Regions from separate parts of the Homo sapiens genome. Here regions 1 and 2 are each linked to region 3. A link is a loop called in an ENCODE intact Hi-C map of the cell type or tissue named here. Cell type or tissue: A673. All regions are shown on one strand. Links, peaks and the distances in the headings refer to the core of each region. The heading gives the core; the rest is flanking DNA.

Region 1 (10,812 bases), core at 1,767-9,766, 700 kb before region 3:
GATCATGTCCTTTGCAGGGACATGGATGAAGCTGGAACCCATCATCCTCATCAAACTAACACATAAACAGAAAACCAAGCATGTTCTGACTCGTAAGTGGGAATTTAACAATGTGAACATATGGACACAGCGAGGGAAATATCACACACAGGGGCCTGTTGGGGAGTCAGGGGGCGAGGGGAGGGAGAGCATCAGGACAAATAGCTAATGCATGCAGGGCTTAAAACCTAGATGACGGGTAGATAGGTGCAGCAAACCACCATGGCACAAGTATACCTACATAACAAACCTGCATGTCTTGCACATGTATCCTGGAACGTAAAGTAAAGTAAAAAAGAAAAATAATAATTTATTTTACTAAATAAAAATTTAAATTTTTATGTGGAAAAAAGTGTATACTTATTTCACTTTTATACACACACACACACACACACACACACACACACGGGCAAACTTGATCATATACAAAAAAATTCTATAAACTGATTACCAAGAATCCAATATTAAAATTGGTACCTTGATAAAAAACCAAGAATCCAATATTAAATTTGGTACCAGCTATGAAAAGTGAAATTTGAAACAGTAGAAGAAATGTAAATGGCCAGAAAGCGTATGAAAAGAAGTCCAAGAATGTTTTATCAAGTGTAGCTTTGGCAACATGTAAAAAACTGATAACAACCAATGCTAGAAGACGTATGGAGAAAGTGACATACTTTTTCATCACTGGTGGGAAAATGAAAAGTACTCTGTCGGCATTTATTAAAATGTAAAATATGCATACCGTTTGCCAAGCAATTCTATATTGGGGAATCTATCCAACAGAAATGAAAGCATCTGTAGGTAGAGAGACATGTACAAGGATATTTGCTGAAGTATTGTTTGTAAGGGAAAAGAAATTGGAAACTACTTAAAGGTTCATCAATGGGAGAACAGTTAAATAAATTATGGTACTTCTATTTTATAGAACGTTATACGATTTTAAAACAATTGTTACAGGCCAGGCGCAGTGGCTCACTTGTGTAATCCCAGCACTTTGGGAGGCCAAGGCAGGTCGATCACCTGAGGTCAGGAATTCGAGACCAGCCTGGCCAGCATGATGACACCCTGTCTCTACTAAAAATACAAAAATTAGCTGGGTGTGGCAGCACATGCCTGTAATTCCAGCTACTTGGGAGGCTGAGGCAGGAGAATCGCTTGAATCCGGGAGGCGGAGGTTGCAGTGAGCTGAGATTGGGCCATTGCACTACAGCGTGGGCAACAGAGCAAGGCTCTGTCTGAAAAAAAAAATTGTTACATATATTCTTGATTTGAAGGACTATCCAGTATATTTTGTTAAGTGCCAATAGAGTTTCAAGGGTAATGTTTATTGTAAAATCCGTTCAAAAAATCAATGGTATATATGTTCGTACATAAGGATGGGTGTATTTCATAAACAAAAAAATATGTGAAAAGGGACATAGCAAATCATTAACAATTGGTATATCATCAGAAGTGAAAGAATTTGCAGCTGAAGAGATTATAATGTCTATTCTGTATCACTTGATTGTTTAACTTGGTAAAACAAACATGTTCCTTTTTAAACTAAAACAAATCTAAAGATTGTTCACTGATAAATGTAAATATACGGTATAGGACCCTGGTAGTTTGGCTTTGAGCATGTATAAATACCATACAATATAGGAAAGGAGACCCAATATTATTGTATTTGGTCAGAGAAATCATCATAGGAAAAAAACAGCAAGTCTCACTTGACGAAATGTGTTGATATGCTTTTGTAAATCTACTTACAGGTTGGAGGTTTGGAATTTGCATTTCTTTTTTCAACTCAATTAAAACTTAGTTGTTCTAAGAAATAGTTATTAGGAAGCCAAATTATGAAATAAACCATCTTAGACTAAAGAAAACAATGCTTCACCGTTTAATATGTTGTTATCTTCCTGTTTTACTCTTTATAACTGCCCAGTATAAAAGTGAAGACCTTACTATGCTGGCCTAACTGACTGAGTAGCCCACTCTTTTTTTAAAGTTGAAGTTTTTTCAACATACTTGTAATATATACATTTGATACAAAGATTGTTTATCATTTTTCTTTTTTATTTCAGAACGCTTTACCCTGTACAGCTCTAAAAACCTTAGACAAGCATGGAATAAGTAAGTCTTTATACAGATTGTGCTCATTCTCTTTCTTTCTCTTTTAATATTTACAACTCTTCTCATACGTTTTTCATGGCATTGTTGATTCATCCTGCTGTGTATTTATTCATTCATTTAACCATTAAACTGCTGTTAAACCTTAACTGTGTGCTAGCTACTATGTTCAGCCTGAGCCAACACTGTATGAATTTGAGTTCCTAGAGCGATGTGGCATTGCTTCAGAACTGTAAATCCTAAAATTCCTTGTGGTCAGCCTTCTTGCAGCTAAATTCCAAGAAATATTTTTGTATCAGCAACATAGCATTTAGAAAATATAATATAATGACTGACTTTCTAATATAAATGATGTTGGTGACAACTTTTGAGCTAAAGTTGATCTTTCAGATTTTTTCACTTCGCATATTTTTCCCTTACGCCTTATTGGGAAGCTAAATGCATTTATGACTGAAGTGTGTGTTCTCCATTTATTTCATGTCTGTTCTCTCATCTGACCTTACTTCATTTTATTTGTTGTTTTTGAGATTTCATAAAATCTGAAGATCTGGATTTTGTAGTTACTCAGGAGACTTTTATTGCAAGCCAATGTGTTAGAAAATCATTAGAAGTGGGAAACAGTAATTTAGTCATTCCCGTTTACTTGTGAGTGTCACATTTCAAGGTTTATGCTGGATAAAAGACAACTGGAACTGGTTTGATTAAATAAACTGTAATTTGTCATAAAATTTTGTCTACTTGGAATTTAGTGTTATACTCACATTTTTTCACTGTTATCACGTTTAATTTTGGATACTCCCAGTTATGAAAAAAATAACAAAAAACTTTTTCATATTAAAATGCTGCTAATCCGTGCTCTCAGTGGATACAGTGGACAGCTAATGGCGAGGAACTCATGAAATGAATACATTAAATTCTGCGGTAGTTTACTTTAGGGATTTGGCCATTTATTTTTATTAAATTTGTACCTCGAATAACACATAGGTATAATCATTTTTGTCTAACCTGGGGCTTTGCATGTGCCATTTGAAGAGCCAGTTCTTAACCTCAAGGCTCCCCTGGGAAGCATTCCCTCTCCTGGGAGCTTCCTGTGCATGCTCCTCTTCTCTGCCTCCCCATTTCCTGATCACTGGTCTAACATATTTTAATTAAGTGCTTTTATACACCAGATAATATATACAGTATACAGTTCCTACCTTAATTAAATGATCAAACACATTCCTCTCATAGGAATAAGACATCATTCCTTCCAACCAGATAACCACTTTATGAAACAATTCTTGATAAAGCCATTGAATCTCTAAACCTACATTTAAAGTAACAGGAAAATCTGAAACTATCATACTGTAGCATAGCAGCATTTCTGGAGAATAGGTAATTAGAATTACAGAATTACAGAATTTATCATTAGAATTAATTCAAAGGCATTTAATAAACTGAGTCCCACCATTAGTCCCACTTTTTAAATATTTTAAGGAAAATGATAAAAGCTGAGCTTGAGGTAAGATTTTAAAATTATGAACATGACTTGTTTAGAACGATGCTATTTTTAAGTCCTTGTAAGTTTTGCCTTAAGGGTTTATTTCAGAAACACTAAGTAATAAAATCATTACTAAAAATATTAAAATGCTACTTTCTGGTATTCCAGTATTAAGTGCTGAATCTTTAGAGCCAAGCTGTAGCCTCTAGCCAATTCAAACCAAGGCAATTTAAAGAGAACTAAGATGCAGAGACGTTAATTATATTATTGATTCTTCCTCCAAATGGTCCTTGCAACCATCATCAGCATTTCAGCATCTTTCACTTAAGGAGTGAGATCAGAATTCAAAAGAACTACATTAAAAGACTATTACGCGAGTGATGGTTTTCTCTATTTCCAACTAATTTGCTTGTCTATAGCACAATTACTAAACTGAAGCAACTGTTAAATTCTCTTGTACAGTGGTAATAGGTTTAAAATAAATTGAACTAATTTGCAAGAACTAATTTGAATTCAGTTTAGATGGGTTAATATAAGATAGGTGGGTTAATATAAAAAAGTAGGTCACTGTTCAAAATTAAGTAACAATGCTTTTAAAAATATGTATTAACCTAGGTATTGAAGCTAGTGGAGATGTTAACCTGCCTAAGAGAGTAGGAATTTCTTGAGAAATGAATCCTTAAGTTTATTTGAATAGCTATAACAAAAGACCCAGTTTATTTTGGGGCCAACTCTGCCCTAAGTAACACCTAGGCAATTCCCTGCTGACTTCATTTATGTCAGCAACCATGGGCATAATTTCATCCTTTGAAAGATATTTTTATTGTTCTGGGAAAACAAAGCAGCAATGGGAGAAAATATAAGATCCAACAGATATCCAAATTCAAAAGAATAATAGAAAGAAGAAATCTTAATTATGCGATTGAGAATAATAAATATATATTAAAAAAAAAGGAAAGTCCTTTTATTCCCTCATACTAGAAGTGCATAATCCATGTGGGCTCTTCCTCCATAAAGGGGATTGTGGATTAAAGGGAGACAAATCTTAATTTTATAAAAACATGTACTGTTTTCTGACTGCCTTCAAACCATTCTATTTTATTTCATTGCAGTTATACTCTCCCTATTTCTCTTCCAAATCTCTCTATTTATAGTTGTCTGACATTGGCATGTATGTGCAATCAACCAAGAATTTTAGCCACTTAAAAGATCTTTTATTATTTTGGCTGGAGAAGAAGCCTTAGTGTATGCTCTCCAGCAAAGTTAAGGGGAAGATTCCAGGAACACATTTGCTTGTTTTGGAACTTTTAAACAGCTGAATGATTTCGGAGGTTTGAAAGTATCAAAAAGAGAACTAAGGATAAACCACTAAGTCACAGAAGACAGATCTGGAAAAGACCGCTTGTGGCTGGTAACAAGAAGCACGTCTACAGACTTGAATAGGCACAGGTTAACCTTTTCCTGCTTGTTCCCACACATGTTATGGTTCTGCTTATCCTCTCTTAGTTAAGTAAAACTGGATTTCTCCTAAGAACTTATAAAAATTGGTATTCTAAATTGTGTAGTAAATACAGAGACATTTAAACAAAGGTACCTTTCTGGAAACACAAAAATAGAGAAGAAAAATCTTACCTGCTACAATTGAATGTACCAGCAGAGTCTCCAACCTGAATTTAAAAGATTTAGAAATGTTTCCTAACTTTGTGTTCTTGAACTTTCCTTGAGTATTTTATCTGACTTGATGTTTAACTTCCAAGACATATTTTAAAGGTGACTTGCTAGATAGTTGAGTTACATATGCATAAAACATAATGTATTTAAAATAATATTCGGAGGAATAACGTAACTTTCACTCTGTATTTATGTTGGTGGTGCTCTATTGTATTTTTCTTGTCATTATAGCTGATGTGTACCATTAAGATTTAAGTCAGAGAATTCGCAACAAACTGAAAGACCCTGTTTTCCATTCTCCCTAATGTTCTAAGTCGATCTAAAATTTTCTAACATAATAATATATTGCAAAGTAAGCTAGAGTTGTAAATGTCTTTCCCTGTTTAAAAATGTGAGAGGAAGGTAAGAACACTGTTATTTCACTAGGAGGAGCAGTTGAGTTGAGTGAGTTCTTAAATCATCTTTCCCCACTTTCACTTTTTTTTTTCATTGTTGATCATTTTTGTTATAATTCTATTTACTTCAAAGTAACAATTTTAATTTATTTAGTGCCTGGAGACTTCTTCTTGTAATATTTTCAAAGAAATTATTCTATACATCACTATTAAATGTTTGAGGGATGGGTTTATTGGATGGATAAACTCTAAAGCAGACACTAAAGCAGACCTTTTGGAATTCCAGTCTTATAACTCAAAGGGTGAGCTGCAGCTGTCCACTGCCCAGCTCTATGGATTTGAGTTCAGCATTAGAACACTGCATGAGGTGTAGTTCTTCACCACATGCCATACCCTTGAAAATGTACTGTTTTCAATATGCAGACAGTCCAATCCAAGCAGGTCTCTTGTCCTGACCCTGCACTGCCATACATAGTATTGTTTGGAGGCCCCCAAAGGCTCACCTGCTTGCTTGGAAGTTGCAGTTCATAGCAATTTCTGGAGACATTTGTTTTCATAAGAATGAATCATTAGTTCAGTTACTAAAAGCATTATGTGGATATGATGTTTATCAAAACCCCCTAAACCCCTTGCCATCTAATAGAAAGCAGCTCTTCTAGGAAATTGCAGATAGGATTCTTGAAAGGAAAAAGAGGAGGACCTAAAATAGGAGATGCTTTCCAGGCCCTGGTGGGAGTCCTAGAGAGCCTTGGAAAAGACAATAAAGATCTGTCCAAAGATTCAGGTTGCAAGCAGGTGCCAGGAGGACAAAGAGAAAACTATCTGAGTGGAAGATGGTAAATTTGCCAAAGGCCTAGCCCTGATCACTAGCAGTGGCAACAGCATAAATGTGAAAGCATATGAAACGGACATAGTCAAAGGCCTGACATGCAACTCATCTCCACAGATATAGTTGTGATGGAACTAACAGTTAGCCTTTTGCAATGTACATTGTCACATCCCCACATATGCTTATGGCAGTCTTTTGAGGTAGGGCAGATATTATCATCTTGATTGTATAGCCTAAAATTAAAAACAGGCTTATGAGATCAAATGATCAGCACAATTGAAAATAACAACTAGGAATATATGTACTCCAGTGAATCTTATGAAGGGAATATTATCCATTTTAAAACCCCATATTCATGGGAGCTTATCAATATCTAATTTTATTTTGTTCTCGCCGCAGCCATGGGTGGGGATATCTCTTCTGGGACCTGATGTCATTCCCCATCTAGATTTCATGCAGCCAGGAGAGCTGGGACAGAACAGAAGCCTGACTTCCTCTGTCCTGGGGAAAACAGTGTTTGCAGCTGGCTGACTGCCCACACCACCAACTTGGGCCTCTCCTGCCCACTGCTGGGTAATGCACCATGGGAAAAAGGCTGGCTTTGTGACAGTCTAAGTGCCAGAGATGACAGGCCTGCCTGCTACCCACTCACACCCTACCAGTGAGGTTTGTCACCTCTTCCACACAGCTCCCACTGCCCCCAAGAGGTTAAGCCCTGTCATTTTGTGTCATTGCCAGATTTCTTATCCATGTCTCTTTTTTTGTAGCAAAGAATTCAGTGTCATTAATAACCCCTGGTGATGGCCAAGGGCAGGCCCCATGCTATTTGTTATCTGTTGGACACGCGTTTTTTGATCCCCTTCTGATAGACAGAAAATACCCATCTTCTCTCTTACTAATTGGCAGTATGTGCCAGGCTTGGGAGTTGGCAACAGCCATTGCTTTTCATCCTTTCAGATTACGTGTTGGACTCCTCATCCAAAAGTGCACGCTTACGATGCGGCTAATACCTTCCTCCTGCCATCCAGCTCATTAAGGAATAAAACCCAACCCTACTTCTGAAGTGGCACAGAGCTTCTAGAGGCAGCTGGGCTGCTCATTTCCCTGAAAGGAGGAGATGGAATTAGGCTTTCTCGAAGTCTTCTCCAAACAGATTCTAGAAGCATAAACTGTAGGAGTTCCTCTGTTCTCCCAAATATGCCATGGGTGTTTGTATTCTGCGACTGCCATAACAAATTACCACACATTTATTGGTGTAGAATAGTACAAACATGTTACCTTACAGTACTGTCAGGCAGAAGTCTGGAAGAGCTGAGCTGATTTCTTTTCTCTGGGTCTCACAAGGCCAAAATCAAGATGTTGACCAACTTGGGGTTTTATCTAGAGGCTTTCGGGGAGAATTTACTCCCATGCTCATGCAGGTTGTTGGCAGAATTCAGTTCCTTGGGGGGTATGGCTGAGGTCTCACTTCCTTGCTCGCTGTCTCCACCCGCTCAACGCCTCCTGCATGCTTCATCACATAGCCACCTTCTCCATCAAACAAGCTTCTGATCTCTCTGACTTCCTGTCTGCCCCATTTCCTCTGCCTCCAGCAGGAGAAAGTTCTCTGCTTCTGAAGGTTCATGTAATTAGATTGGGCCCACCTGGTTAATCCAGGTTACTCTCTCTGTACAGTCCCTTTTGCTGTGAAAAGTTACCTGTTCACCAGCTTCAGGGGTTAACAGGTGGACATCTTTGGGGGCCATTTTGCTTATCAGAAGTGGGTACTAGAGTTTCCCATTCAATCCGGAGTCATGGAGTGAAGCAGAGCACAGGGGAGCAAATCCAGTCCTAGCCAGGTCAGACACCGTCTATTTTGCCTGGTCTCTGACCCATCAGGTAACAGGCATAGGCTTCTGACTTCAAGTTGCCTGGTTCACAACTGGTATCTTTAAAATTATGTATAAGGAAGAAATCAGTTTTTATCTCTAGCACAGAGGAAAAAGAGATTATGCTCAAGAAGGCCGCTGGCCTCTGAGGTAACTGAAAGTTTGGCCCGACATTTCTAGGTCTGTGCTGACAAATGCAGTAGCCATTAGGCCTCTGTGGTTCCAGGGCACTTAAAATGTGACTACTGTGATTTAGGAACTGAATTTTTTTACTATATTTAAATGTAATTAACAAGAGTTAAGGGCCACATGTGGTTGGTTGCTGCCATATTGGGTGACACAATTCTAGATCATTTAAATGCTCGTCAGTGTAATACAAATGTGGATGTCTGCTGCTTTGGAAACACTACACTAAAGAGTCATTGCATTTTGCACTCAAGTGTCCAGAGATCTTGCTTTTTATTTTTGCTTCTCACCCCTATCTTTTATTTGTAAACACCCTGAGTATAATAGCTCTGGAGTACCCAATAAGCATAATAAATCTGCAGGGGGAATAGTGGAAATATCAAAGAACATCAAGCAGACATTCCTTTCCCTGCCTCCTCCCCTCCAGAAGCCACGCTGTTCCCTCCTGAGGGGCGCAGCCTGTTGCAAGTGTCTCTATTCCTTTCTCCTTCTTGTGTTGTCTCTCTCTCTTTTCTGTTGGGAACTGTTAGGGGTTAGACACACAGCTCTCTACCCTTTTTGAACTCCCTTAAGAATTCACCTCTCTGCTGTTGTTCCCGATCTCCTTGATCTCCCCTAACTCTACTCAGAAAACACCGTAAAGGCTCAGCTTCCTGTTCATCACATATGAGATGCTATTGAGAGGGGCTCCATTTTCTAAATAAGCCTTCCAAATAAAGAGCTGATCCAGGTCTTCCTCACTGGGCCCCTGTGGGTGTGTGTGTGTGTGTGTGTGTGTATATATCTTAATTCTTAAGTTTTAGGACATTGAAAACTACCACATTTTACAAAGTGAAGCATGAACAGAAATGCAGTCATTTTTACCTCTCCTTATGTAAAAGAAACACATGATATGTGATACCTTTCCTCAAATTTATTGATATCATTTTCATTTGATTAAGAAAATATTTACAAATTTAGTGAATGTTCAGCCTCAAAATAAAGATGAATATAAGAAGTCACTGGAGAAAAACACTATTCGCTTTTAGCGTTTTTGTTTTGTTTTTTTGCAGCTTTATTGCCCAGGCTGCAGTGGCATGATCATGGCTCACTACAGCCTTGACCTCCAGGGCTCAAGCAATCCTCCCACCTCAGCCTCCCAAGTAGCTGGGACTATAAGTACCTACCACCATCCCTAGCTAAGAAAGAGATGATTTTAACAACAATGTCATCCCTAGTATCCACTGTTACCCATTCCACCTTCTACTTATTTGATTTTCATGAAACAATATATCCCTCTCTTCATTTGGGGAGACTTTATAATACTGGGGCTCAATTTCTATTCATTGTGAGGATAGAGCTCCTAGAGTATTCTTATTAACACCTGCATCTAACATGTTGTGTACATAGTGGTCTTACTGACCTAAGAATATACCATCAATAAATAGTATTGACATAGCAAAGAAAAAAACAGAAGAGAGGAAGGAAGGTTGCACAAGCTAATTATTGACACAAATAGCAATTAAATGCTTGGAGCCAGCATCATCTTTGGTAGCATAGGAACCAGGTTCATCCCTAGTTCCACTACTGAGCTGTGTAATATTCAGGAAGCTCATTAACCTCTCTGAGCCTCAGCTTTTCAATTTGTATAACCTCTTGGCAGGATTATTGTTTAATCTTTAAGTAAGGTAAGGGTATAAATTACTGGGTACCTTACTAGACACAGTCCTTTGGCAAATATTAGTTTACCTCCCTTCTCTTTTTCAGTGCTCCCTGTCCTACCTCCCAGTGAGAGCGTTTCATTCAGCTCCGAATAAGCAATTACTCTTGAACATGGATACCACTCCTACATAGAGTCCCCAGACATCTTCTGGAATATTCTTTTTACCTTCTTAGGGGCACATGCTGAACTGCTTGGTCACCAAAACTTTTTTTTTTTAATGCTTGTTGTGTAAAAACAAGATTTCCCCTTCCTCAACAGTTTCTTCCTAAGAGTGGTGTGTTAACAAATAGCGTTGTACATAATTAATGCAATACTGTGATTTGTTCTTAGTCTTGAAACACATTTTATTAGACAGTTTTCCAAATTAGATTGAAAGAAACCCATAGACAGGTCACTGTTACCAAGTTCAAATGTCTATTGGACCTTTTCTTGTAATATAACCTGTACACAAACTGATGGATAACCCTAAGCCAGATGTGTGGGATCTGGGCATCCATTTGGCCCAGTCATTTCAGAGGTGAGACTAAAAGTAA
Region 2 (10,812 bases), core at 1,916-9,915, 82 kb after region 3:
CTAAGCTGTTGATCTAATTTTGCCAACCTTTATTATTAATTTATTGTTAATTATTATTGATAAACCCCTTTAGAATTTGGATTAATAATTAGGATCCAGCAGTGAATAAATGCATTATGCTAAACACTTAGTACATGTAGCATAGATATAAGCCTTATATTCAAAATTCTTATCCTTGGACATCAAAAACATGATCGACATAGGTATCCAAATAAGTACAGCAGATGGGTGCTATACAGCAAACCAAAGAGTAGTTATTCCATATACACTACATGAAACAATTTGAGGGAAGGTTTGAAGATTTAAAAACACACACACACACACAAAAGCACTATATTAGAATTGGAGGTGGGGAAAAGCACAAGAAAATAGCTCAAGTCGGGGGTGGAAGCAAGAAAAACAGGTTTCGGTTTAGGGAAACAGAAACAAAAATCAAAAAAAGTTTAAGGAAGGTGGTAGATGGGAGGCAGCTGGTGGAGAGCTTGCATTTCATCACAAGGGAACAGTGAAACTTCCATAGAACGCCTATTCATCTTTTCACCACGGTATCACCACAGTTGACCACTGCCTCCTTCTTGAAATACTATCCTCTCCTAGCTTCCACAACTCCATCCATTCCTAGCTTTTTTTTTCCACTCAACCTCCAAATGTTGGAGAACTTAAGGCTGGGTCCTAGACTCTCTTGTCTGTTCCTCCTCTAAAGCATTCTCAAAATTTTAATTATCATTTGTATGCCATTAATCCCAGAAGTTATAGTTCTACCTCAGAATTCTCCTCTAAACTCTACTCATATATCTAAATGGCTTCTTTGACAAGTCTACTTGAATGTCCCACCTGCATCTTGTCCAGAAAAGGGATTCTGACAGATACCAGCAAGCATCACTTAGAACACAATAGAGCTAACTCACAGGCAGAAGGTCTGCAGCTTGCATGGGTCTCTTGTCCTCTAGCCATCCTGTGGAGAGGCATGGTTGGGCCGGCATGCCACTGGACACACCACTGGTATATCCTCAAACAGAATGACCCTTCCTACTATTGCTGTTGGTCTTTACACAGCTTTGTGAGCAAAGAGAAACTATATTTGGGTCACCTGGTTCTCATAAAAGGTACCAACCAGTGCTGGGAACAGCGCTGATGATACCCGAAAATCTTTTTGAGAAGGGTAATGAAGTGCAGGCACTCACACCAGGGGAAAAAAGGCCATCAGTGATGTCTCATTGCCAGACAATCCATAGGAGGCGTCAGGGTCATCCATCATCCTTCTTGTCTCTTCATACATCCCAAGTTTAACATGTCCAAAGCTATATGCTTTATTACCTGTATCCTAAACCCTTTTCCCTCCAATTTATTACATCTCCAAAGGTACTGCCACATACTTCTTGCTTAAGCTGAAATTCAAGGAGTTATCCTTAATTCCTCCCTCTCCCAAATTCCTCACATCCAATCCATCACCAAATTCTATAAGGATGTCTGGTCCAATATGGCTGTCATTAGCCACATATGGCAACTAAGCGCTTGAAAGGTGGCTGGCCCAAATTGAGGTGTGCTTTAGGCATAAAATATGCATCAGATTTGAAGATGTAGTACAAAAACAGAATGTCAAATAGCTCAATAAATTTTATATTGAGTATGTGTTTGTGAAAACATTTTTATATACTGGGTTAAATTATTAAGTTAATTTCACCTATTTCCTTTTTATTTTTTTAATGTGGTTACAAGAAAAATTAAAATATACATATGGCTTGTATTCCTGGCTCAAAATAAATCTATTGGGCGCTGCTGTTGTCAAGTGTATCTATCAACTTCTTCCCAAATCTACTGTCACCACCCTAATCCAAGTCACCATCATTTCTGGCCTGAACTACTACAATGGCTTCCTTATTGATCTACACGTTTCCTCACTTGTCCCATTCCAAATGATTCTTCTCACAAGTTACTGGACTCAGTTGTAAATGTAAATTCCATTATATTTTCCTATTTGCTTAACAAGTCTCAATGATTTTCTCATTGTCCTTAAAATCCAATCTTCCTTTCACGGACTTTGACGCCCTGCATGTAATATGTTTCCAGCCCCCCACATCCCCACTCATCTTTATGACTTCATCTAAATTCTGCTTTGCCCCACCACTTACTATTCTCCAGAAGCACTGGGCATTCTTCCATTTCTAAGACATACCACACTTATACCCAGTAGGGCCTTCACACCAACCATTTCCTATGTCTGTAATGCTCTGCCTCACTCATTGGCCATCTCCTTCTTATCCTTCAAGTCTCAGCTTACATTTTAGCTCCCTAAGAGGCCATTCCTGATTGGCCAGTCTGTTTCCGCCCTTCATTCTCCAACCCAGAACTGTTTCCTTGTAACACTTTTCTCAATTTATAGTTACTTATTTATTTGTATATTTAGCTGATAATTGCTCTATCATTCTCCGCTAGACTGTAAGCTCCATGATAGGAGGGACCAGGTCTGTTCAGCCTAGCAATATAGACCCAGTATTGGTCAGGAAATTATTTTAGGGGCACTGTATAGAATATTTAGGAGTAGGGGCTGGGCGCAGTGGCTCATGCCTGTAATCCCAACACTTTGGGAGGCCAAGGCGGGTGGATCACCTGAGGTCAGGAGTTCAAGACCAGCCTGGCCAACATAGTGAAACCCCATCTCTACTAAAAATACAAAGGTTAGCTGGGTGTGGTGGCAAGCACCTGTAGTCCCAGCTACTTGGAAGGCTGAGGCAGGAGAATCACTGGAACCTGGGAGGAAGAAGTTGCAGTGAGCCAATATCACACCACTGTACTCCAGCCTGGGCAATAAAGCAAGACTCCATCTCAAAAAAAAAAAAAAAAAAAAAAAAAGGAATATTTAGGAGTAGGAATTAGAAGTGAAAAGGTTAGAGGCAAAAGAAAAGAATCCAAGAAGAGCAATTAAAGTCCATTCTGATGATCTAGCAATCCCACTACTGGCTATGTTTCCAAAGGAAATGAAATCAGTATATCAAAAAGAAGATATCATTATGTCTTCACTCTTGTGCTCATGCAGCATTATTCACAATAGCCAAGATATGGACTCAATCTAAGTGTCCATCAACAGCTGAACAGCTAAAAAAAAAATGTGGTATATATACACAAGCAACTACTATTCAGCCTTATAAAGAAGGAAATTCTGTCATTTGCAACCACATGGATGAACCTGGAGGACACTATATTAAGTGAAATAAGCCAGGCATTGAAAGACAAATATATTATCTCACTTACATGTGGAATCTAAAAAATACAAACTCACAGAAGCAGAGAGTAGAATCAGGGAAGGATTGGGCAAATGTTGGCCAAAGGATACAAAATTTCAATTAGACGGGAGGAGTAAGTCCAAGAGATCCACTGTACAACATGGTGACTCTAGTTAATAATAATGTGTTATATACTTGAAAATTGCTGACCAGGCATAGTGGCTCATGCCTGTAATCCCAGCACCTTGGGAGGCCAAAGCAGGCGGATCACTGGAGCCCAGGAGTTCGAGACCAGCCTGGGCAACATGGTGAAACCCTGTCTCTACAAAAAACTACAAAGAATTAGCTGGGCGTGGTGGCGCATACCTGCAGTCCCAGCTACTCGGAAGGCTGAGGTGGGAGGATCACCTGAGACAGGAAGGTCGAGCCTGCAGTGAGCTGTGATCACACCACTGCACTCTAGCTAGGCAACAGGGTAAGACCCTGTCTCAAAAAAAAAAAAAATGAATGAAAGAAAAACAAAATTGCTAAGAAAGTAGATTTTAAGTGCTCTCACTACAAAAAAAGATAAGTATGTGAAATAAGGCATATTTTAATAAGCTTGATTTGGCCATTCCACAATGTATACATATATCAAAACATGTTGTACACCATAAAAAAAATACAATTTTTATTTTTGTCACTTAAAATAGTTATACCATGGAATACTATGCAGCCATAAAAAGGAACAAGATCATGTCCTTTGCAGGGACATAGATGGAGCTGGAAGCCATTATCCTCAGCAAACTGACACAGGAACAGAAAACCAAACACCACATGTTCTCACTTATAAGTGGGAGCTGAACAGTGGGAACACATGGACACAGGGAGTGGAACAACACACAATGGAGCATGCTGCAGCAGGGGTTGGGGGAGGAAGAGCATCAGAATAAATAGCTAATGCATGTGGGGCTTAATACCTAGGTGATGGGTTGATAGGTGCAGCAAACCACCATGGCACACATTTGCCTATGTAACAAACCTGCACGTCCTATCAGTCTTTGATAACCTTTCCAGGAAGTTCCATTATGCTACATGGAAAGAAAATGGGATTCTCTGGACAAGCTCTGAGCTCTATTAATTCTCTATGGTGACCTCCTGAGCCCAAAGAGGCCTCCTGGAATGCCAGTCTTTTCCCTATAGGTCTCAAACAGCACATCCCTTAACCACAGCGGTCCAGGCTTGCCAAGTCTCCAATTTACATAAAGACAAGTCATAAATGATATGTGATGTGGAAGAATGCTTATCATATATTTATAAAAACAGGTTTAAAATAGTTATTACATAAGAATCCAGTGTCAAGCACAATAGTGCATAGTCAGTGCTCAACAAATATGTGTTCAATAATTTAATTAATTTTAGCCAGAAAATGGGTATTTATTTTCTACACAAAACATACATGCATGGGGAAAAAAAACTAGAAAGTTATATTAAATAATATTAACAAGTACTATCTCAGGGTTATTGGAATTATAAGTACTTTTTGTGTGTGCGCTCTTCTGTGTTTTCCAATGTTGGGTAATTACATGACTATTTTGCAATCAGGAAAAAAATATTATTTTTATAAACAAACCAACAAACTATCAAAGCTACTACTGAGCTCTTCCATGCTCCCAACAGCATCAATGTTGGCAGTAACTCAGAATGTGGTCTTTATATAAATAGCAGTTTGACTGGGAAAGGAGGAGAGGGTGTACTTAGGTTCTCTGAAGGTCCTAGTTGACCAAGCCATTGCCAAGGTGTCACCCTTGCTCACGGACTCTAGGGAAGAAAATATAGGAGCACAAGGCAAAACTTACCTAAAGAAGTATTAACTTCACCCTAGGGGATTGGGAGAGGGAGAGAATTTCTCTATCTGATGACAGATCTGTTCCAGAGTCTGCTGTCAAATCTTCAGATGTCAGGTAGAATTTGAACCAGAATTCAACTTGATTAGGGCATGATGCAGACAATAAAGACATAACATCATTTAACTCCAGAGACTTCAACCTCTTTTGTAGCCACCATAACATCTAGGGCATGCTTTGTACATATGGTGCTTTATACCGCATTTATTTTACTTTTTTCGAATTCTACCATTTTCCCTCACATATCAATCCTCAGATCTAGAACTATTTACCAAATCACAGTTAAGTGGGCAAGGTCATTAAAGCAGCTATTAGATGCCATGGGAGACCCAAGAGCACATGCATTTGTTTGCAACTTTTTCTAAATGATGGAGAAATCAAGGATAGTTTATAATGTGCATATAACATTTAGTCTCACAACAAAATCTGATTCCCTCACTTCAGATGTCACAATTAGGATCTCTATTTAAAAAAACTCCTAAACCCCCAAAAAGATGAAAATTTAAGATCAGTTGCAATCATGTGGAGAACATACCACTTTATGTTGGGTTTTGTGTACAAATACACAACAAATACCACCACAGAAGTTGACAGGTGAAAATTAAGTAAGAACAGAAGATTTGGCAGTAGTAACTGAATAAGTATAAAGACATTGCTGTATATTTTTAAGCATTAACATTGTGTAACAAACAAGGTGTTAAACTTAGATGAAAATGAAAAAAGCACCCTAATGTAATTTCAGAACTAAGACAATGAAAAATGAAAAAGTGGTACTTGAAAAAGAAAGAAAGAGAGAGAGAGAGGAAGGAAGGAAGGAAGGAAGGAAGGAAGGAAGGAAGAAAGGAAGGAAGGAAGGAAGGGAGAGAGAAAAGAAAAAGAATAACCATTAAAAGAAAACAGTTTCAGACATTAAACTAACAGGGAAATATATATATGCAAAAGTATCTGTTTATTTTCTTACAGCTTAAGGCTGACAACCTACAGAAAAAATGGCACAGTGCCGACCTCTTTTGGCATTTAAAGGACGCTTAATTTAGTTTGGATTATCAGCCAGATTTAGAGCTAATTGGCTTTAGAAACTGTACAGCAAAACCTCTATCTAGTTCCCCCTACAGTTCATGAAGTTCTACACACAAGTAAACACAGATTAAGACCTAATTTTAATCTTTTTAATCAGTTATATATAATTTATATACTTGTTATCACAAAGTTAAACTTTAATTCTGTGAATAATTTATCACATTCAGCTAAAACAGTAAGCTATAGCCAGCTGTATTGTACTTATATGAATTGCAAACATAAAGCTTCATTCAGAAGGGCTTCTGAAGTAGCTGTGCAGGTCAGAGAGAGAAATTCAAACATACAGAGTGGGATAATGCTGATCTAACTGCACTAATTTTGTCATAGACACTTTAGTTGATATTTAGGGTACAACATGACAATCAGTTCTCCCTAACTGCAGTAAAGCAAAAAAAAAAAAAAAAAAAAAAAAAAAAAAGATTGCCTCTAACTTGGGTGGTTGCAGCCTACTTTCCTTGGAAAAGGAGGCTATATGTAGCTGTATGACAGCGTAAACCCAATCCATTAACTAATTAAATAAACCAGTGCTTAACAGGGCATGGGACTTCATAAGAGCCTTTGTTTTCTTGTGACGAAAAGGTCAAAATCTAGGTTTTTTTTTTTTCTTCTTTAAGAGATGGTGGCTTCCTATGTTGCCCAGGATGGACTCAAACTCCTGGGCTCAAGGAATCCTCTCATCTCAGGCTCCCGAGTAGCTAGGAATACAGACACGAGCCACCATGTCTAGCTGGAAGTTAGACTTTATCTGCATTCCTGGAATAGTAAAAGCAAAGCACGGGTCAGCTGCTTTCGGTAAATTCTAGCCCATAGGTCCAAGTCAAGTTCCAGGAAGCCCCCTATGAAAAAGATTCTGATATTAGTACCAGTGTTTAGTTCATGTCATGGCCTGACTTAAGTATAGGTCATTAAGTGTAATGCCAAGGCAGGGGCTTGAGTGGTTTGGAGCTCATGACTGTTCCACTTGGAATTTATCCTGGTGTATGAATACGAATCTATCAATATTTTTTTTCAGGTGGCTTCCCAGTTCTCCCAACACTTTTACTGAAAAGATACTGTCTAACTATTTATGTCAATATAGAAACATAAAGTCAAATATATTTGTTTAGTAGACTTGAAGAGAGCCTAGAAACACACTCAGAGACATGTAAACAGCATCAGACGAAGATGGCATTTCAAATCAGAGTTGAATGGATTTTTCAGCTTTGCTGAGGTATAACTGAAGTGTACTAAACTGCACATATTTAAAACATATAATTTGATACATTTTGACTCACAAAACAATCACCACAATCAAGATGATGAATATATAGATCACTCCCAAAAGTTTCCCTGTAGTCTTTTGCAGTCCTTTCTTCATGGCCTTCTTCATCCATCCACCCCATCTCGGTAACCAATGATCTGCTTTCTGTCACCACAAATTAGTGAGCACTGTCTAGAATTTTATGTAAACTGAATAATAAAGATTTTACTCTTTCGCTTCTTTCATTCAGCATATTTTGAGATTTGCTCATGTAGTTGCATGTATCAATATTTCATTATTTCATATTGGTGAGTAATATTCCACTGCCTGAATATATCACAATGTACTTTTCAATTCCATGTTGTTCCAATGTCCATTGGGTTACTTCCAGTTTTTGGTTATTCCAAGTAAAGCTGTTTGAACAAGTACAATTATTTGAATAGACATAAAGCATGGCAATGTTAATTTCAATGTAGAATTCAAACCAAAATGTATTAACTACAATAAGAGAGAGCTTTATATTGCTGTCTACCAAAAAGATACAGGTCAATAGCTTTCATATAAGCCTTTACAACAACTTTCCATTGTTGTAAAAGATCTATTCTGAACAAAACACCAGGCCCAGATAATTTCAAAGTTGTGCCAAACTTTAAAGAAATGATCATTTCCAGTTTTCAAACAGTTTCAAAACATAGGGAAAAAATAGTAAGCTTCCAAATTATCTTGAGGCTAGCACAGCCCCGATCCAAAAACCTGACAAAGTGGCAACCTCCTTCCCCTATTAAAAAAAAAAAAAAAAAAAAAAAAAATCTATGTACCAAAACTTTCATAATAAAAGGTAGGAAGGATCTGTAGACCAATCTCCCTTGTGAATACTAATGAAAATCTAAGTAAAATATTAGTAAATTGAATAGGGCATAGGTTTTAAGTAAAAACAAAAAGTGATATGCAGAAATCCACTGATGTCATTCATTAAATGATTAAGAGATTACTTTTAAAGGATTTTTTTTCAAAAACCATCTTTCATCCCTGATTTAAATAAATAAACCCCTTTGTGAACTAAGAATAAAAGGATATCTCTTCAACCTCATGATAAATAGGTTAGCTGAGACTTTGTTTCTTTGTATTGTTCAAAGACTTTTACAATGATTATTACCACAGAATAAATTCATTTCCAAGGTAAACTTTTAAAAGAAAGAGAATTATGGTGGGCAGAATTTGAAGGTACCTTGAGAGCTGGTGAAAGTGGCACTGGGATATTCAAAATGGAAATGAAAGAATTAGCATATCATCATACTAAAATTGTTCATAATTAACATAAAGCAATTCATGTACAAAAGTTCATTAATCTTCACATAATATTTCTATTAAGGACAAATAAATCCCAAATACTGATCAGAAAAATAGTGAAACTGAGACAGAAAATGAAATTCCATCAGTGTATCTTCTATTTCTTCCCAAAATCTAATAATAATACAGTCCTGCTATTCTAGCTCGCTTGTGCCAAACTTTTCCTGAACTGTATAACAATGGACTATTACCAAAGTTTGTGGCTAGGGTTCTGCCATCAACAGTTCTCTACTGGATCTCCACTAGATGGTAGCAAGTAAGGAGGCATTACAGACTAACAAGGAAGGAGCCAGTAGTCAGGGTTTTGTTTTGTTTTTTTACAGGAAAGCTATATTGTTGGATCTTTAGCCATAGACCATGTACCTACCCAGCCTTAGAAATTATTTAAGGGGAGAAATTACTAGTTTAATAACCCAATAAACCCATCTATAAATATTCACTTTTTAAATTCCTTCCTGCTAAATTCATCTGGAAGAAACTCATTTTTTTTCTTTTTAATCTGTGATATTATCCAAATTCTTGCAGTTATTTGAAAGTGCTCAAATTTATGGCAATAATTTAGAATGGTTTCCATTAAAAATGAAGTTTTACAGATCCATCTGACATTTGGAGAACGGCAAAATGCAGCACTCTTAATATTTATATTTTCTAGACCAAAATTTTAAGTTATAAAATATACCAACGATTAAAACATGGTGGTATGCATTAACACTACGGAATACTGAAATAATCTAGGTAGGATTTTCAAAAAATTGCTAATGTACTAAAATTTACTCACTCTGACCAATGGTGACAAATTATGGTTTATCCAAAGAACAGAATTTCATGCAGCCATTAAAAAATCATGTTATAGGTAAATACTTGATTTTGTAATTAGTTACTAAAGAATACTTAGTATGTTCAGGATCTATTACACTAAAAAAATTATAAAATAGTTTGGTTTCAAACATATATGCCACTCATCTACTCATATTACATGCACGTATGGATATGTCTACCAACAAAAACAATAGGAAGAGTCACCAAAATGTTAATGATCTCTGAGAGATAAGATTATAGTTATTTTCTTTTGGGGGGTTTATTTTCTATCTTTTCCCATCATAAACATGGATTTTTTCACTCATGACAAAATATTACTGAAGATTTCTGTAATTTATTTTTTGAGACAGGGTCTCACCCTTGCCCATGCTGGAGTTCAGTGGCACAGTTGTAGCTCACTGCAATCTCAAACTTCTGAGCTCAAGGGATCCTTCCACCTCAGCCTCTGAATAGCTAGGACTAGAGGTGCGCACCACTATGGCCGGCCTTTTTTTTTTTTTTTTTTTCCCTACTAGCAATGATATCTTGCTAGTATTACCCAGGCTGGTCTTGAACTCCTGGGCTCAAGCAATCCTCCCACCTCGGCCTCCCAAATTGCTGGGATTACAGGCGTGAGCTGGGATTACATGGCTGGCCAATATTTCTATAATTCTATCTTTAAAAAAAAAGAATTGACTCTCCCTTGATCAGACTCAAACCTTAAAGTATGACATGTTAATTTTGCCTGACAGGCATTATCTGTTTGTTTCTCCAAAGTTTTCCTTCCCCCATCCCCTACTGCCCAATGATCAAGTGCTGTACTGTACTTCAGTGCAACCCACATTCTCTCTGGCCACTTGCAACTATCGTTGCTATACCATTTCTCATCAGCCCAGCTACAATCCTATGATCTGCTGATGTCAATAAACTATTATCTCTTCTACCCACCTCCTTCAAGTCCCTTATGAGCTTGTTAGATTCCAAAACAATACCTCAGAAAACACTCGCGTACAATTCAGAAGACTTAAGAAATCAATACTTTAAGCCATAACAGTAAAATGTATTCCCAATACTACTGTACCCATACAATGGAATATTACTTGCCAAAAAAAATGAAATACTAATATGTGCTACATGGATGAACCTTGAAAATATGCTAAGTGAAAGAAGCCAGTCACAAAAGACCATACTGTATGATTCCATTTATATGAAATGCTCAGAATAAACAAATTTA
Region 3 (10,812 bases), core at 1,544-9,543:
TGATGCACTGAGAAGAATACATCACTTCTACAATACTTTTGCCAGAAGTTTCCAACCTGAACTGAATCATGAGGAAACATCAGACAAATACAAACTAAAGGACATTCAGTGAAATAATTGGCCAATATTCTTCAAAATTGCCATGGTCATAAAAGACCAAAAAAGAATGAGGAACTTCCTAGATTGGATGGAACTAAGGAGACATGATAACTGAATGCAGCATGTGATATCCTAGATTTGATCTTGGTCCAGAAAAATTCCTAGTGGGGTAACTGTCAAAATTTGAATAAGGTCTGTAGTTTAAATAACACTATTGCAGCCATGTTAATTTCCTGATTTTGATAATTTATATATTGTATTTATATAAGTTATTAACATTTGGAGTAACTAAGTGAAGAGTTTATGCACATTCTTTGAACTCTTTTTACAAAAAAAAAAAAAGAAAGAAAGAAAAGCTGTGGACTCTAGTATCATGCTATCTAATATGGTGGCCGCTAGTCACATGTGGCTATAAATTGAAATGCAGCTTGTCCAATTTGAGATGTGCTATAAGCATAAAATACACACTAATTTTAAAGAGTTAAGTTTTAAGGAGTTCAGTACATTTTTTTTAACTTATTTTTCAGTTTTGCCCTCAGGGCAACCACACAAGTAAATAAGTCCCATTATTTTATAATATGTGAAGTTTTGTTGTTGTTTTGGTTTGTTTTTTATTTTTATATTTTTAATTATAAATTCACAAATTATAGTTGTGTACATTTATGGGGTAGAAAGTGATGTTATGATTTATGAATACAATGTGGTTTGTGTCATGTTTTTTCTAAAAGTCAATAGTACTCACATTGACCATATATCCTTTTCTAGACTTGGTTCTTAATGGCTTAGGATTTTTCAAAAGCTTCAGCCTCTCCCAACTAAAAGATAATCAAAGGAATGTGCCACAGACTCAGAGGGGAAAAAATATGTTTTCATGATGGTCTAAAAATACTTTGATTAATAAATGCATTGTTGAAATCAGTAATAGCTTCCCCCAAAAAAAACATTTTGAGAGACCATATTTTAGTTATGTAGATTCTGAATTAAGTTTCTTTATAGTCAGATTACATTTTAGACACATTTTTGTCTTTGTTGTAACCTGCAAAGCTTATGAACCAGATGAATAGTGGTTTCTGCCTTTTTGTATTTGCAACATACAATTGCTACTCTTTTTTTATTTAAAGACACATGCATAAAACCTACTCCTAAACATTTTTAAAGCAAATATTTCATTTTATGTTTAAATACATTTAAGTTGGGTTTTTGGTCTCTAAAGCATAAAGAGTACGTCTTGGGTTCACTGGGACGACTCTGGGATTTCGCAAAACCTGAGCTGGAAATTACAGTCCTGAACTAAGACTCAAGCAACACAGGATTATGGAAAGTCCTGGTATTATTTCAAGTCAGGATTTTCTTCCATATCCAATTTCACCCAAAGTCGAGCATTAGTCAGCCTGAACCTTTCATATAGCAGAAAGGAGATTTGATTAATGTGATTTCTTTGTAGAAAAATCTAAGAAGATTAAGGCACAATGATATAGGAAAAGCATGCCCTTTATCGACATGACATTCTTCAGCACTATATAGAGGTCTGAAGATCTTTCTCATCATTAGATTGTTCACACTAGCTGCATCTGAAAAAGGGAAAAAAATCTATCATCAGGAAAAACTTTCAACTTTTCACATTTTAGTTTCCATCTCACGAACAGGTCAACAAATCTAGAGGTTGGTATCGATTTCACTCTATACACAGGAAAGGGCATTTTTCAAGGAAACATTTGCAGATTACTTCCCCAACCCACCCACCCCACCCCTCTTCTAGGGACTGAGTTTTGTGATGGTCCTTGGGGAAAAAAATTAGAACCTTCTAGATGATTTCTGTACTCAGTGAAGCACAATGCAAAATAAATCCAGTTGGTGTGATTTCCATTAACTATTCTCCATCTGTGCATTCTGAAAATCTAATACTAACCAGGAGGTATGCTTCTCTGATATGAGAAAATGAATTCAAAGCTGGTTTAAAACATATATATATGTATGTATTTATATATATATGCACACACATATATATCAAATGTCATCTGCCTCTTCCACTTTTATATACATTTGTGTGAAAAAATATATGTTGAGCAAAAAAGAATAAAATTAAAATACCTTTCCCTAGATCCTCTCAACTTTCAGAATATGGATATTATACTCCCACTGCTTTGCTCAAATGTAGACCATTTGAGAATGCGATAGATGAAGAAGTAAATTACTTTCAACAGATCATTTCCAAAGTTGTTTTCTCCTTGGACTATCACATGTCAATTTGATGGATATGAATCTGAAGATCCTGTTACAATTGAAAGGGCTGCAGGGTCAGAATTTACTGAGCAGCCTTCTTTGTACATCTCAGCTGCCCAGCTAAGACACCTCAGTGCTCACAACTTAAAGAACCCCTACTGTGGCAGTCAGGGGCCTCTTGATCCTGCACTTTTCTTCAGAAATCTGACAACCCAGTCAAGGGTACCTAAATGGATACAAAAACTACCTTAGCTCTGGGGGAGAGGGATAAAAACTGATGAACCTGGTATTTAATATCCATATCCTCAAATACAATTTACATTGTTACATGATGGCATAAACACTCAACTCCTGACTTTTAAAATGATAAAAGTTTTTTGTTTTTTAGGTTTATTTAAGAGTTGGGGTCTTGCTATGTTGCCCAGGCTGGAGTGCAGCAGCTATTCATAAGCATAATCATAGCACACTGTGGCCTCTAACTCCTGGCCTCAACCAATCAATACCCCTGCCTCAGGCTGCTGAGTAACTGGGACTGCAGGCACGTACCACCACACCCAGCTAAAATACAAATTTTTGACAGTCACTGTTACTACAATCTTCACAACCAAGTATAATAAGACATAGTACTAGTACGTTAATTAGTCAGTTACATTAAAAACTACTCTCATTTTGATAAATTAATCCTAGTATAGGTAAAATAGAAAAAAACTACAACATAACTCATCATAGAGAAAGTAATATAGTTATGTGAATAGACAGGAATAACTAACACTCACTATCTGTTCTCAAGTAAAACCATAAGCTTTTATTCTTAATATCACAAAGAAAAGATATATAAAACCAAAAGTTATAATACTTAACAGAGAAACAATAACAAGAGTCAAGGATGTCCTTACAATCCATTTCTAGTAGGTTGAGCCATATGAAATTGTCATTTTTGAAGGCCAAAAGAGGTTGAATACCAGGTATTTCATATGTTTCCATCTAATAATAAATACTGTACTATAATTCAAATTAGATCTAGAATCCATTCACTTCTCCCCATTTCCACCACCACCATCTTCCACCTGGAAAATTTCAATAGCTTCCTAACTGGTCCCCCTGCTTCCACTCTCCTCTGCAATTTATTCTCTCTTCTGCAACCAGAGTATTCCTTTTTTAACCTTTTATTTAAGCTTAACAGACATTAAAAGTGCACAAATCATGAGTGTACAACTTGATGAATTTTCACAGACTCAGCACATCCACGTGACCAGTGCCCAGAACAAAGAATAGAATATTCACAAAAATGGACTCATGCACTGTGTCCTTTTTTGCATTTGGCTTTTTTCACTCAACATTATATTTAAGTTGACACATTATTTCATGTTATTAGGTACCATAGAGCAACAAATTAGTCATTTTCCTTGCTGTATAACATCTTGTTGTAGGAATAGATCACACTTTATCTATCCATTCCACTGTTGATGAACCAGAGTAAGCTTTTTAAAATGTAAATAAGATCAGGTAATTTCCCAACTTCAAACTCTTCACTTGCTTCACTTTGCAGTGGCGCTAGCCCACCTGTCCTATTTACCCTGCCACACCTGCAGCCCCTTCTCCTCACCCCCATGCTCCATCCACACTGCCCTCCTTTCTATTCTCTCTCTCTGTTTTCCATTCCTGAGATGTTCTCCCTAGCCACTATCAGTCTGTCTTCTACCCACCTAATTCGAAACCAAATGTATAGGGCTGGCTCTGCCTCATCCTTCAACCTCAACAGGGATCATCTTCTTAGGGATGGCTTCCTTAACCTTCTTCCTTGGAATACTCCCTTATTCTATTTCACACCAATCTGCTTGTTTCACCTTGACTTTTCACTTTATTTCACCTTGACTTTCCTCTGAGAAGAAAACATTAAGGATAAAATGCCTACATTATCAATAGCAGAGAGAAATATAATTCAGTTCTTTTTAAAGCAGAGCTCCACCCAAGGGGAAAAAAGATTTACTATCTAAGGTATAGCCAAGCCTCAATTCATGAAATCAATTCAGTTTAATAGAAACATCAGTCTAGCTGGTTTTCCGACATAGCGTTAAGGGTTTTTTTAATGATTGACAATTTTTCATTTTTCAATATGTTACTTTGGCATCATAGCCAGTCAGAATGAGAATTAAGTGCTCCAAGAGGTTCAGGATCAGAGAAATGTTGAGACCAAAGTCCTATTATTCCATTTCCAAATTCCAAACTAGATTTCTAAGATGCTCTGCAATATGCCTTGTGGGTTGTTTCCTGCAGGCAAAGTGGCAGTGACTTCTCACAAAACTATAGAGCTCCAATAACAAAATCCTTTCAGCTGAAAAAAAGGCTGATTTTATAAGGAAAGTGTTTACAATGTTTTCTACAACATACAAATGTTTGTACAAAGAAAAATGAAGCAAAGTTTTAACTCATCTTTTCAAAACTAAACCAGAGTTTAAAATCAAGCTACTAGAAGTAAACTGGTGCATTTATGCAATTTGTGAGTCCTAGACATTTCTAGTTAAGCAAAGAAAAGTGGTGTGTAAAAAAACAGTAATGTATTTTTAAAGGGTAGTAGGGAAATTAAATGTGTTCAGTTGAGTTTAACTTCTTCAAGAAATAAGCTTCTTATGCTGGTAAGAAATGGGTCATAGCAATAAAAGTATGCTGTAAATTCAACTTGACAAATGGGAAAATGAATTCCTGAGGGTAAGGCCTATTAAAAGAATATATTAATTTAATCATGCAGTGAATATTTCTGAGTAGCTTGTATATATGCAAGAAACTGCCTTACATATTTTAATGAGGAAAAACATAGTATTAGTTAATATAGCAATAATTTTTTCTATTACTAACTTCTCAGCTATAATATAGAAAGATCAAATATAAGGAAAAAAAGTTAAGCCTCTATATAGAGATGCAAGTTTCTAATACTTGCTTATAAACTTCAAAATTCAATAATGTGTCACACCCACAACTTAAAGACATGTGCAGAGCATTAGTCATTTCAGTGAACAGAAAAGCGACCTGCTTCTTCTGCATAAAATGTGATATGATGCCACCTTATGGTTGAAAATTAAACCTTATGTTTTAGGATGATAAACAATTATTTTCAGATGTACTTTCTTAGATGCCTGAAGGAAAAGATGCTGAGTACCACTAAACCTGTAAAATTTACAAATCGAAGTGCACAGAATCAACTTACCTCTGTGAAGAAAACATAAAACAGTTATGATGCAAGTGTGCAATGTCTGGCACGTAGGAAGAGTGCCTATTTGGGTTGCATTTAGGTGGCTGCTCATCTGTCTGCTCATTCTAGTTATTTTTATAACAAATCTCCGTTAGATTTTTCTAGCTCAAATCACTGTTCTTTACTTCCAAGTTTATAAAAACAAAAAAAGTATAAAGTGAAACTAAGCAAAAGTTTTTCAAATTCACCACATAATTTACTATTAGGATGAATCATATAAAAGTTCCATTTTTGTGAATCAAAAATTGTCCAGTATGGGAAATTCCATAAGATTCCTTCTAGAGTTATCTTAAGCATAAATGTGAATTTAATAATCTCAGATAATAAATAACCATGGTATTAGTCCATCATCAAGTGTCAGTCCCTCTTCACTAAACTACTGGTGAAACTCTTACACAGAAGAAACCTGGCTTTGTCCTTTCTCAAGTACCCTTCATCAATGGCACTCCTCTATGACACACCAATCCTCTGCTTGGGCTCCACTGTGCCTTCATATCTTCCACTGATCCACCATTCAATACTGTTCCAACTTTAAAGTGGGGCACTGTTATCAGCCAAATTTTTATAATCTTGGTTAATTCTATTTTTATTTACTATTGAACAAATCCAGAAACTTTGGGAAATACAGATCTTCTTTAATGCATATCCTATAAAATGCTGCTTCCAAAATTATTTGTCATCTCAGTATTGCTATAAAGCCTCAATTGTTCCTGAGAGGATAAACTAACTTCCAGCCTGAGAGAAACCTAAAAAGTTCTCTCTTATTCTAAAGTTTTTTCTTTTGTCACAATATTATTCTTCCTTCTCCCTTCTCCAGTAATGATAACTGCAGTTAAAACTCTCAAGTGACTTTTTAACCAAAATGTTTAGTGCTCAACTGTTGAACCCTTATTATATATGTAGGTTATTCTATCTTAGCAGTAAACTTGAGGGGAATGTTATAGGAACATTATAGAAACAAATTAACTTGTAAACATGAATATAAAATTATTGCAAAACTCAGGAAATCAAATGTAAAATGTTAATATCAGAAGAAACTGGGTGACGGGCATATGGGAACTCTGTAGTATCTTGGCAACTTTTCCATATATATAAAATTATTTCAAAGCAAAAGCTTGATTAAAAAAAAAAAGTTCAGGGAATCAGAACCAGAGTCACAGGTATTAATTTGTCTTCTCTCCAACAGCTTTGCCAGATTGAGGTTTCTTTTCCTCTTTTGCACATTTATTTATGTATTCTATACACTCGGGCCCCCTTACATCAGTAAGGAATTGGAGCTGTCATCTTACTCCATAGGAGAAAGGCCAGCCTGGTGGCTCCTTGTTTGAAGTTCCCTGCTCAAATGCCAATGTAGATAGGGGCATGATTGCTCTGTGAGCTTAGCCAGGTCACTTCCCTCTCTGCACTTTGTTTTCATCTTATGCCTAAAGGGACAGATAATACTTACCTCCCACCTCTACTTGAAAAGGAAGGAAGGCTAAAAAGTTAATCTGAACATATTTTTATAAAGGAAAAACATTTTTAAGTTCCAGTTTTGTACATAATACAGAATATTAATATCTACTGTTTTTGTCAGCCTTAGATAGTAAGCTTCTTGAAGCAGATCCTGCTCTTTGATTCACAATAGATACTCTTGAGTCGCTTCACAAATAATGATGCCAATTCTTAACTCTTAAGTTTTCATCCTGAAATTTCAGATTAATTTAGAGTAGCTTTTGCAGCCACCCATGAGTACATTGGTGTTAATGATGCACCCATTTTCCTTTCCTCAATGTTTGCTTTACTTCTAATAGAGCACAAGAGCCTAAAAATCTACCTTTAGAACATTATTTACATCCTGAGAAAGGACTTGTGCCCAGAATCACATGATAACACATAGACCTTGACTCAAGGGCCAACTTGTACTCTCCCATTTGGCTGCCATTTCACTCCTGACGCTGTCTCTGTTTAACCTTTTGGCCCCTCAAGAGAAGTAGCAGAAGCCACTGAATGAGGAATGGGGGTTCTCAGAAGTCACTGAGATTAAAGGGGTCCACCCTGCAGGAACAGCATTTCTCTCTTCCTAGGCAGTTTTTGCTGCTCCTGTCAGGTGGTAAGAAGAGGAGAGAGGTTTTTATTATTATTATTATTAATCCCAAACTGTCAACTTCAAAGGAGGAATTTAGAAGTTTCACAATTAGAAAAAATACATAATGTAATGGTTGCTGGTGATGTACACAGCCTATGTTAAGGAGAGAGACAGAGCCTAAAGATTCTTACCCCAGTGGAGCGCCACTCGGACTTATGCATGAGGAAATCTATTTACCATATGTTAGCTTCATGCTCTCCTCTTTCTTCTAAGGAAAAATTTGCTTTTCTGAGGACATGACGGACTTTTCTTTCCTACAGGCCTAGATAATATATTACTTAGCCTTGAGAAACTGAGAAATCCCCCACTGTGTCACCTTCTAGAGCCCCTGTCAACCCTTTGCAACTCCAAGAGACAAGTCACTCCTACTTTCCAGAAAACATTCAGAAGCAAGCACCAGCCCTTCCCCAGAGGTCAAGCAGCAGAAAGGGCCTTCCACTGCAGGTGTGAGAGAAAATCTGAGCTCACTCCTTTATCGCCTTGCTTAGGGCTGGCTGTACAATCTCCTCATCAAAAAACATAGTGAGAACAATCAGCATATGGAAGGACCCAAATATAATCAGGATGTGAGGATCTGACAAAGTTCAAATACATTACAATTTAGAGCTGCTATGTCTAGTACGTTAACCACCAGCCACATGCAGCTACTTAAATTTAAATTTAAATAAATTAGAAACTTAGTTCTCCAGTCACACTAGCCAACAGTAGCTGTTGTATTGCACAGCCCAGATATAGAGCATTTCCATCATTGCAGAAATCTGTACTGGAAAGACTGATATAGCTAACACAGGAAAATACATTTTAATTCTTCAAATCCTACTATGTCATCTTTTATTCCTTTTAGTAAACATTTGTTGAACAACTACTTCCTGCAAGTCACTGGACAAGGTGCGGTAGAGCATAGAAAGATGAGTATGACTGTAAGTGGCCCTCAGGACCTTTGAGATTTAGAAATCTAAGATAAGTAACTATCTATAAGATAGAAATACATACCGTAGAGAAAGAACAACCAAATTGTTGTGCTTAAACAAGTAGAAATGTATGCAACCATTTCACACTGAGCTTCAGCAGTCCCAGAATTCCAAGATAACAAGTACTGTCCTGACTGAGAAGCTGCACATTTCCATGCTGTCGGTTCCATGGAAACAGCATTTGGATGTGTTCCATCAAAACTGCTTTGAAAAATGGTCCAAAGCAGAATTTACTTTTGTGAGAAAAAAATACAAAAAACATAAGAGGCACCACATGCTAATGGAAGTAGCACAAGATTTGGAGTCAGAAGATCTGTTTGAGAGCCAGCCTTATCCTTGCTACCTGTGTGATGCTGGGTAAGCCACTTAACTTCTCTGGGCCTCAGGATTCTCATTTTCAAAGTGGGAAAAATAATCCCTACCCCATATGCCCCATAAGGGAACACTGTAAAAATAATTAAGATACTGAAAGCACCTCAGAAGCAGTAGGATGCTATATTATTATTACCACAGAAAGTGACATGAAACTTTGGAGGACATATAAATCCATAACTGCAAGCAAGTAAATTTTAAAGGCATGTGGAAGGTTCAAGTTCTACACAGTGAATATAATCAAATTCTCAATCTGGGGATTTTTCTTAGATTTAAGAGCACAAACATATACTCCCTGAGCACCTTTATCTCTTCTACAGGGACCACAGCCAGGCCAAGTTCACTCCATCTTCATCCCAGAGGATAATTTGCCTCATGCCAGCATGAAGGACACCATAGCATCAAGGATGAACTTACTCTGAATGACAAATAATTAAAACTTCCTGGCTAGAACAAGTCAACCACTGAATGGGAAAATTGTATATTTTTGTTGTTGTTGTTTGCTTGTTTTGTTTTGTTTGGATATGGACAATAGAATGGATCAGTAGGATCATTGCTATCCTGTACAAATGGGAGGAAAGAAGGTCTTGGAACAATTGCTAGATATGTGTTCTGTTGATTTCATGAATAATTACAATAAGAATTTCACACTTTGTAATCACAAGCTTTTGAGTCTGTCCGTGAAAATGCTAAATGCTTCTGTAAACGTAAAATGATACCACTTTTACTTTCCTGCAACTCCCAGCAATAACATGGGATGATTTCTGTTTCAGCAGAGTGTGTGACCAGAATTGGGGTTTTTTCCAGATGTGCATAGAATGGTTTCAATTACCTAGTGCCATGCCTTAATTTTTGAGCATCCCCTTGAACCTATTGGGTTTGGCAGTTCCAGCAAAAGCATGGAACTGTGGAAGGGGCTGTCCAGCCATTCAAGCTATGGTTTCACCATACTCACCATGTACTGGCAAGAACTAGCGTGTAATAGAATAGAAATGCTTATGTTGGGATGCAAGGCACCGAATAGCATAAATTCTAAACAAGGAGGTCTAAGGTTAAAATAATAAACTTTAAATGATGTATGCCACATGTGACATTTTGGTTCCAGATGTAACAAAACCAAACCAAAGTCTTTTGCTAGACAATTCTAAAACAATATTACTCTCCTAGGTTTCTGATTCTGATTTTGCCCAGTTGCTCACAGATTACACTCTGGCAAACTTGGAGACAACACAATACTGTTTAAAATACACATGCTGGGAAACCTGCATGATGATCTGCACTAAATCATCCCTGGATTCTTTGTTACTGTGGTCACTTAACCATTTCCACAAATGTGGCATGGACTTTTTCTTCTGGAGAAAAATTTTAAATAATCACTATAAGTAAGTAGTACAGTGAACTCTCTCCCTCCTTGAATAAAACAATAGTCATTTGTTCTAAAATAATTGGCCACTTATCCCATATCTCAGCAATTTATAGCTCAACTGTCTAAAACTGAAATTGCAACATTTTAATAGCAAATTACAGACTTATCAGTCATGGAAGAGTCCGGAAGTGGGTTCCAAAAAGTCCAAAGTTTGGTATACATTTCATAACCCAGTTGAAAGATCCAATAGTCTTTTCTTCACTATTTCAAAATTCTATTTTTTAATTATTTTGAAAACTTTGAAGTACATATTCTATCTTGAAATGCTTCAACATTTATATCCTTAAGCTCTGGAGTATAAAACAATCACGGGAATAACTATTATTTAGTTTGGTGTTCTATC

What was found. Peaks named below come from ENCODE experiments on the same cell type or tissue, not always from the same donor. Only the 100,000 strongest peaks of a DNase experiment are listed, where the experiment ranks them.
Region 1: a loop joins it to region 3, with 10 times the contacts of the local background. A loop is called at or near these places in 65 of 110 quality-filtered maps.
Region 2: it touches region 3 in a loop (3-fold over the local background); 2 of 110 quality-filtered maps call a loop at or near these places.

The regions. Positions count from the first base shown.
Region 1 is chr7:91,077,330-91,088,141 of GRCh38, forward strand. CDK14 (cyclin dependent kinase 14) reads left to right here. Exons shown (of 15, transcript NM_001287135.2): 12 at 2,103-2,151. Among named protein-coding and RNA genes, the nearest start is that of FZD1, 180 kb to the right of the region's middle. In A673, for the core only: a CTCF peak has its summit at 5,717; DNase peaks (open chromatin) are centred at 3,232, 5,732 and 7,112; H3K27ac peaks cover 6,437 bases.
Region 2 is chr7:91,860,841-91,871,652 of GRCh38, forward strand. It overlaps MTERF1 (mitochondrial transcription termination factor 1), which reads right to left. Exons shown (of 3, transcript NM_006980.5): 3 at 10,089-10,812. Among named protein-coding and RNA genes, the nearest start is that of MTERF1, 14 kb to the right of the region's middle. In A673, for the core only: CTCF peaks have their summits at 6,262 (motif pointing left) and 9,023 (motif pointing right); DNase peaks (open chromatin) are centred at 5,081 and 6,111; H3K27ac peaks cover 6,455 bases.
Region 3 is chr7:91,779,281-91,790,092 of GRCh38, forward strand. No RefSeq gene overlaps it. Among named protein-coding and RNA genes, the nearest start is that of MTERF1, 96 kb to the right of the region's middle. In A673, for the core only: CTCF peaks have their summits at 5,399 and 5,599; a DNase peak (open chromatin) is centred at 5,351; H3K27ac peaks cover 623 bases.